Regions from separate parts of the Homo sapiens genome. Here region 2 is linked to region 1. A link is an interaction called in ENCODE POLR2A ChIA-PET data of the cell type or tissue named here. Cell type or tissue: HepG2. All regions are shown on one strand. Links, peaks and the distances in the headings refer to the core of each region. The heading gives the core; the rest is flanking DNA.

Region 1 (4,383 bases), core at 230-4,229:
ACTCAGGAGGCAGAGGTTGCAGTGAGCCGGGATCCTGACACTACACTCCAGCCTGGGTGACAAGAGTGAAACTCCATCCAAAAAGAACGACACATATAACCTAATCCCCCAAAATACACAACCGCACATGTGAACAGCTTCCTAATATTCACTGCTCCACAAATACACACAACTGCACACACAACCTACAGGCAAGACTCATACAGGTAACTCCACACATATACCTCAAGACAATTACAAACATGTATACACATCCACACTTATATGCAGTTACACATTTAACATGTAAATACTTAAGCAATTCAAACACATGGTACATATTCATCCAGACACACACACACACACACACACACACACACACACCACACACAATTGTACAGAGCTATACAGTTCACCTGCCTACATACACAGGATACAGCCTCCCCAAGAACATGTAAGGCAGGTTCACACAAATCCTTCCACACATAGACAACCACTCCCTGCCGGTCATAGACACACATTCCTGCAGTCCTTCCCCTCCCCACTGAAATCCCAGCTTGTCTGCCACTGGGTCATGTATGTTCATAGGTGTCCACACAGAGTCCTAGCGTACTCGCAACCTCACGCACACTCTCAACAACCCTGCTGCAAAGAGACCACACACACTAAGTCAACGCATGCCCAGGTTCATGCCCCCTAGGTACCTGCAATCCCCTCCCTCCTTTTCCCATGAGGGCAGTTCGGTCACTGCACCCCACACCTGCACCCCGAATACTGACCCCAGGACTCCAACCCAGCTGCCCCCAGGGTTTGGGGGTTGGGCCCAGACCCTACAGGAGCCCTGGGGTCCTCTCCCCAAGGCCCCAAGAGGCAGGACTCAGAGTCTCTGAGCTCAGAGCTCGCCCCTGTGCCCAGGCTGGAGGTGGAGGTAAAGGGCAGCCTGGGCTTCTCAGCTCTGCCGCCAGTGCCCTCCCCTTGCTCTTCTCTCCTCCTTCCTCTCGTCTCAAATTCCTTTCGTTCTGTTTCTCTGTCTCCCCATCCCACCCCTATCTCTCCAATAGCCCTTGGCCAAAAACCAAGCCCTCTTCTCTTCCGTATTCTGCCAGAGGGTATTGAAGCCCTGTGACAAACAGATGGACTAACAGGCAGACAGACATATCACTTGGGCAACAAAAGCAACACAAAAAAGAGGTCGTTGTCATATCCCGAAGACCTGGGAGGAAGAAAAGATAAATGGACCAAGGGAAAGATAAGACTAAGTGGCCCATGGGCCAACATGCACAGCTAGGAGAAGGAGCCCTGGATTCCAGTCCTGGTTCTGCTGTGTGACCCTGGATCAGCTGCTGCTCCTCTCTGGGTCTTTTCTGCCTCTGTACAAACAGGGAGTTGCGGTAGGTGTTTTTTTGAGGCAACAGGACTCTCAAAGACACTGCAGCAGTTGTATAAACAGGGAGAGGAGCTGGGGGCCTTGAGGGCCTGGTTAGAGCCATAAAAGCCCCTCCCCAGAGGCTCTCCACAGCCTCTTCCCCGCCCTAGGCCTGGGCTCCAGTCTGGGTTGAAGCACCAGAGGCCAACAGCACCCCCTGCCCCCAACATGCATAAACACATGTGCTCCTCCGAGACTCAGCTACTTCCTTTGCCCTCTCTGGACCTCAGTGTCCAGGCTTGTGCATTTAGGGGCTCAGGTTTGGGCTCTGTGCCTATGAGCCAGTCTATGTGTGCACTGTCTGTCTGTCTGTCCGTCTGCCAGCAGCCTTCAGGCGCCAGGAGGGGAGGCAGCAGTGGAAGGTGGGGGCAGGGAAGGAGGTAGCGTTGACAAGTTCCAATGTCTGGCTTTCCCTCCTGGAAACCCCGAGCTGGGGCTGGCCCCCCCTTCCCTTCCTGTCTCTCTCGCTCAAGCACGTCCCTTCTAAGAGCCCCTCTCTGCAGACGCCCCCAGTGGAACCAAGCCCAGATTCGCTGCCAAGAAGGCCGACATTTCTTAGACTTGCCACGTTAAAGGGGCCTGCACAGGCACGCACTCAAATCCCCCCCTCCATGTCCTCCGCCTGTGCACATTCAGGCAACCCGAAACACACAAAGACACGGTTGGACACAGCGGCCACCTGTGCACACAGGAGGTAGCACATGGAGCGCATCTGACCCCGGGCTCACAGACAAGTACAAACATAGCCATGGACTCCCTCCGCCCTCCTCCATTCAGCCTGCCACAGACCCAAGCACGCAGTTTCCAGCGCACCGTGCTCACAGACACGCACAAACGCAGTCACACGCAGGGCCTTGCCACATAGAGAAACAAGTGCAAACCTGTAGCACAGCACCGTCACCATCACCACCACCGCCGCCGCCACCGCCCTGTGTAAATGCAACCACAGAAACACAATGCCTGTGCTGCCTGTTCCCTGTACACACAGCCAAGCATATACAGTCACACAGTGTTCCCCTGAGTCACTCTCAACAACCACACAGACAAAGTCTGTTGGGCACAGAGGCGCCCATACCCATCCTCTGGACATTTGGACTAGCCCACACCACCAGTACTGTGCCTTCCTGGGCACAAGACATGCACAAAATCCCAGCCACCTGCAGAGTTCCCTTCTGCACACACACTGTCCCTTGCACATACACAGACAAGCTCAAACCCACAGTTATGCTGTTATCCTCTTGTACACCATAAAATCACAGGGGCTCCCAACACACCCAGATGTGACATACACAAACTCAGGCACATGTACCGACTCTTTTGTGCATACAAAGATTTATTGGCACTGACGTGGTGCCCATCTGCTACCATGTGCACACACTGCTAGATCTCGCACGTCTCTGTACACAGGCCTGCGTTCAAACTCAGGGCATACAGCTTTCCCTTGTGCTTACACAAACACACAGTGGCCCCCGATGTCGGCACAAACCCACACACATAGCATCATCACCTGTGCACATTGAGGCAAACACAGACTCACAAACCACCCCAACGTGCTCTTCCATGCACACACATATGTGTGCATGCTCCCACAGACAGACCCAGCTATCGGAACCTCATTCTCAGACACTGCAGTCCCCTGGCCCCCAACCCCAGCTTCCTGCCTCCTTCCCTTGGCCGGCGAGGGTGGGGAAGGGCTGGGAAGGCTGGGGGCTGGCTCAGCCCTTGTTCCCTCCCTCCACCGGCTGGCTCGCTCCCTCCTGTCTGGCAGAGTCAGCCAGCCAGCCCAGCCCCGGCTCCGGCAGCCCTGACTGCTCTGGGCAAACTCTCGGCGGGTTGGTCTCGGCTGATGCCGCATCAGCAGCAGCAGCAGCAGGGGCGAGAAGGCTGAGGGTGGATGCCAACGTGGCAGACGGCAGGCAGGGCGGCAGGAAGGAAGCTGGGCCCGTTCTGCGCCCACTCACTGGGGGAGACAAAACCAAGGGGGCTGGATGAGCAAGCGAGGCAGCTGGGCAGGGGACCTCGTGCACAGCCTGGCTCTGGGCCCACACTGGCCCCAGACTCACGGAGTGACCTTGGGGAACTTGCTCCCCTTCTCTGGCTCTATTTGCCCCTTCAGCAAGTGGATAGTATGGACTGGACACTCCTCCAGGTCCAAATCCTTGCATCCAATTCAGTGCTCTGTGGCCTCGGGCTAGTCCCTTCCCCTCTGGAATCTTAGCCTTTCAGCCCAACAATAAAAATTCTTCACCTCTGTATGGCTACAACTATTGATAAAAGGTTTTCAATCTACAAAATTAGCACCATTTTATAAATAAGAAAACTAAGGTTCAGAGAGGTCAAACAATCCACCCAAGGTTACCCAGCAAGAGAGTGACAGAGCTGGAACAAGACCTCAGGGCTTCTGCTTTAGTCTCCAAAATCAGTACTGCCTCCCTTCTCTTCCAGCCATCCCATGCCCCAACTCACCCTTCAGGGTTGTCTGCCCACACCACCTCCCAGCCCTGGGCCCCACTAGAGCCACCTGGCTCTGCCCTGGGGAGTCAGGGTGCAAAGGCCAGACAGGCCTCCCACCAGCATTCCAGCTGCCACTGGGAACACAGCTGTCAGCAGGGCCGGGAGAGCCAAAAGCCGCCTCCCCAGCAGGCCCGCATAATTGGTACATTGTCAGCTCAAAAACAGAACTGCTATGGGATCTTGGGCTCTCCAGGCCTCAGTTTCTTCATCTGGCTGGCTGTCGTGGAAAGGAGGAGATGATCTCCAAGGGCCTTTTCAGCTTGGAGTGTTGCCTAAGGAGTGACCGAGGGAGGAGGCAGCTGTGCCAAGGTCCCCAGCCAGCCATGGGTGTGCCTCAGGTGTCCAGAGCCCTGGAATTGGGTCTCTGCCTCACCTTTAGTTTGGGGTGGGATCTGCATCCTCTCTGAGGTCCCGCAAAAGGGAAGGGCTTGGAGAGAGTTTGCAGGCCGGATGGATAGACACAC
Region 2 (4,383 bases), core at 97-4,096, 160 kb before region 1:
TTTTTGAGACAGAGTCTCGCTCTGTCACCCAGGCTGGAGTGCAGTGGCATGATCTCAGCTCACTGTAACCTCTGCCTCCTGGGTTCAAGCAATTCTCCTGCCTCAGCTTCCCAAGTAACTGGGATTACAGGGACCTGCCACCACGCCTGGCTAATTTTTGTATTTTTAGTAGAGATGGGGTTTTGGCATGTTGGCCAGGGTAGTCTTGAACTCCTGACTTCAGGTGATCTGCCAGCCTCGGCCTCCCAAAGTGCTGGGATTACAGTCATGAGCCACTGCGCGTGGCCAAAATAAATGTCTTAATACAACACTATTGAAGGTTGGGTGGACCAAAGAGAGTCTCTGATGGTCTTCAACATTAAAGGCCCCAAACCAGTTTGCTCTATTTCCTCCAGTTTGGTGGAATTTTAAAAGCAGGAAGGTAAAGATTTACAATAAGAAACCCTACCTGGAATTGCCTGGGGTGATGGTCAGACTGGTTAATCAAGGGAAGATTGACAGAGAGGCCAGAGTCTCCTGGCCTGGCCTCTGGCTAAGGACCTAAACACTTATTGCCCAAGAGAGAATAAAATGGTCTGGGGAGGGGGTGGAGAAGAGAAGTTCCCGGGACATAAAAATATACTTGGTCAACAGGATTCTGAAAGTGGGAATGTCTAAACAGGCTTTACGTAAAGGCTTAATGTAAAGTGGTTGTGTCTCCTTTACCTAATGTTTTATGGAAATGGGCATTGTATATGACAGGGTTGTTCCCTCTACCTAGAACTGTAAAACAGAAGGCATGTAAATCCACCCTTCTGGAAATTTTAGTTGGACATGCTAAATGGAAACCCAAGCCCACACTGTAGAGTAGAAGCTGGAGTGCTGATAGGGACAAGTTCTCCATTCGATAGCTCTTTGTGGAGCATTTGCTGGGGCTATGACAAAAGCCTATGAGTGGCTGGGCATGGTGGCTCATACCTGTAATCCCAGCAATTTGGGAGGACAAGGCAAGAGGATCATCTGAGGTCAGGAGTTCAAAACCAGCCTGGCCAACATGGGGAAACCGCATCTCCACTAAAAATTTGAAAATTATCCAGGAGTGGTGGTGGGTGCCTGTAATCCCAGCTACTCGGGAGGCTAAGGCAGGAGAATTGCTTGAGCCCGAGAGGTGAGGCAGAGGTTGCAGTGAGCAGAGATGGTGCCACTGCACTCCAGCCTGAGCAACACAGCAAGACTCTGTCTCAGAAAAAAAAAAAAAAGAAGAAGAAGAAGAGAAAAGGCTGTGAGCACCTGCAAGCAAAGACTACTGAGATTTTGGACTAGACAATTTCCACTTGAGGGGCACTTACTAACTTGTTACGGGACATTAACTGAAGCTACCCCTGTGACTGAAGGACATAAAATGATCTTGACACCTGAAATACCCATGCGATCTCAGGTGATGTCACAGAAACACTCAAATAGAGACAGCAGTGTCCAGAAGAGTTCCATAACAAAATGGAAATGGCTTATACAGAAGCATGCTACCTGGGGAGTGCCAGGAGGAGATAAAAGAAAGGAGCCTCTTTTCTGCTAGGACTGGTTTGCGTGAGGAGCTGCTGGCTTCTACAGTGTCCCATAACGGCTCTCAACTGGCCAGCAAACAGCTTGGTTTGTGGATGGCAGTTCCAAGGTGAATGGACAACATTCTGTTTGGAAGGCTGCTCTGTTGATCAAAGAAGTGTGAAAATAAATAAAATGTAAACCTTGTTGGAACCCCACAAACACCTTAAGCTTTGAGAGAGATGTGACTGTGATCTTGTAGCAGGACAAGCCACGGACAAAACCCCTCAGACACTGAGTTAAAGAAGGAAGGGCTTTATTCGGCTGGGAGCTTCGGCAAGACTCACATCTCCAAAAACCGAGCTCCCCAAGTGAGCAATTCCTGTCCCTTTTAAGGGCTTACAACTCTTAGGAGGTCCATGTGAGAGGGTCATGATCGATTGAGCAAGCAGGGGGTATGTGACTGGGGGTGGCAGGCACTGGTAATCAGATCGGAACAGAACAGGACAGGGATTTTCACAGTGCTTTTCCATACAATATCTGGAATCTATAGATAACATAACCTGTTAGGTCAGGGGTCAATCTTTAACCAGGCCCAGGGCATGGCGCTGGGCTGTCTGCCTGTGGATTTCATTTCTGCCTTTGAGTTTTTACTTCTCTCTTTGGAGGTAGAAATTAGACAATATGAGGGGTGGTCTCCTCCTTTAATCTGAGTCTCATATGGTTACTACTTCCGTTTCTCAGATTATAGATTAACTCGCTTTCTTGTTTGTCTTATTCTGTACAATGACTAAGAGAGTTACATGATGTCAGGAATAAAAACCACCCTTCTTCCTAATGAATGACCCTTTGTGTAGATTAACTTCCCCATTGTTGTCCTGCTTTGCCTAGACCAGATAACAGAAAACCCATGACTATTACACCCTCTGTAAAAAATTTTAAATGCACCCATTCCAAAAAGAAACACTGCATAAACCAATCAAATTGCTGTACCTATGCACCAATTGTGTGTGAAAAATGTAAGGCCAGGCATGGTGGCTCACACTTGTAATCCCAGCACTTTGGGAGGCCAAGGTGGGAGGATTGCTTGAGGCCAGGAGTTTGAGATCAGCCTGGGAAACAAAGCGAGACCCTGTCTCTACAAAAAGTAAAAAAAATTAATTAGCCAGGTGATATGGTTTGGCTCTGTGTCCCCACTCAAATCTTATCTTATAGCTCCCATAATTCCCACATGTTGTGGGAGGGACCTAGTGTGAGATGATTGAATCATGGGGGCAGGTCTTTCCCATGCTGGTCTCATGATAGTGAATGGGTCTCACAAGATCTGATGGTTTTTAAAATGGGAGTTTCTCTACACAAGCTCTCTATTTGCCTGCCACCATCCACATAAGATATGACTTGCTTCTCCTTGCCTTCCGCCATGATTGTGAGGCCTCCCCAGTCATACGGAACTGTAAGTCCATTAAACCTCTTTCTTTTGTAAATTGCCCAGTCTTGGGTATGTCTTTATCAGCAGCATGAAAATGGACTAATACAGTAAATTGGTACCAGGAGTGGGGCGTTGCTGAAAAGATACCCGAAAATGTGGAAGCTACTTTGGAACTGGGTAACAGGCAGAGGTTGGAACAGTTTGGAGGGCTCAGAAGAAGACAGGAAAATGTGGGAAATTTAGAACTTCCTAGAGACTTGTTGAATGGCTTTGACTAAAATGCTGATAGTGATATGAACAATAAGGTCCAGGCTGATGTGTTCTCAAATGGAGATGAGGAACTTGTTGAGAACTGAAGTAAAGGTGACTCTTGTTATGTTAAAGAGACTGGCGGCATTTTGCCCCTGCCTTAGAGATTTGTGAAACTTTGAACTTGAGAGAGATGATTTAGGGTATCTGGTGGAAGAAATTTCTAAGCAGCAAAGCATTCAACAGGTGACTTGGGTGCTGTTAAAGGCATTCAGTTTCAAAAGGGAAACACTATAACAAAATTTGAGGGGTGCATTAAAGTTTGGAAAATTTGCAGCCTGACAATGCAATAGAAAAGAAAATCCCATTTTCTGAGGTGACTTGGGTGCTGTTAAAGGCATTCAGTTTCAAAAGGGAAATACTGTAAACAAAATTTGAGGAGTGCATTAAAGTTTGGAAAATTTGCAACCTGGCAATGCAATAGAAAAGAAAATCCAGGCCAGGCACGGTGACTCACACCTGTAATCCCAGCACTTTGGGAGGCCGAGGCAAGCGGATCACATTAGGTTGGAAGTTCAAGACAAGCCTGACCAACATGGAGAAACCCCGACTCTACTAAAAATACAAAATTAGCCAGGCGTGGTGGCGCATGCCTGTAATCCCAGCTACTCAGGAGGCTGAGTCAGGAGAATCGCTTGAACCCAGAAGGCAGAGGTTGCAGTGAGCTGAGATCATGCCATTGCACTCTAGCCTGGACAACAAGAGTGAAACTCCATCTCAAAAAAAAAAAAAAAAAAAAAAAAAAAGAAAGAAAGAAAGAAAGAAAAAGAAAAAGAAAAAAGAAAAGAAAAGAAAATCCCATTTTCTGAGGAGAAATTAAAGCTGGCTGCAGAAATTTGCATAAGTAACAAGGAACTGAGTGTTAATCACCAAGACAATGGGAAAAATGTCTCCAGGGCATGTCAGAGACATTTGTGGCAGCCCCTCCCATCACAGGCCTGGAGGCCTAGGAGGAAAAAGTGGTTTCATCAGCTGGGCCCAGGGTCCCCAAGTTGTATGCAGCCTAGGGACTTGGTGCCCTGTGTCCCAGCCACTCCAGCTGTGGCTTCAGAGGGTGCAAACCTCAAGCCTTGGCAGCTTCCATGTGGTGGTGAGCCTACAAGTGTGCAGAAGTCAAGAACTGA

The links. Peaks named below come from ENCODE experiments on the same cell type or tissue, not always from the same donor. Only the 100,000 strongest peaks of a DNase experiment are listed, where the experiment ranks them.
Region 2: POLR2A ChIA-PET joins it to region 1 with 5 read pairs; 5 of 35 experiments call an interaction of 5 or more read pairs at or near these places.

The regions. Positions count from the first base shown.
Region 1 is chr1:27,520,450-27,524,832 of GRCh38, reverse strand. It overlaps LOC105376892 (a long non-coding RNA gene), which reads right to left and starts at 2,346. Exons shown (of 2, transcript NR_188658.1): 1 at 2,287-2,346. RefSeq lists an enhancer at 1,443-2,025. In HepG2, for the core only: a CTCF peak has its summit at 1,565; DNase peaks (open chromatin) are centred at 1,562, 2,102 and 3,972; H3K4me3 peaks cover 1,763 bases.
Region 2 is chr1:27,680,480-27,684,862 of GRCh38, reverse strand. No RefSeq gene overlaps it. Among named protein-coding and RNA genes, the nearest start is that of IFI6, 10 kb to the right of the region's middle. RefSeq lists an enhancer at 2,111-2,405. In HepG2, for the core only: no CTCF peak of the experiment used is centred there; a DNase peak (open chromatin) is centred at 2,332.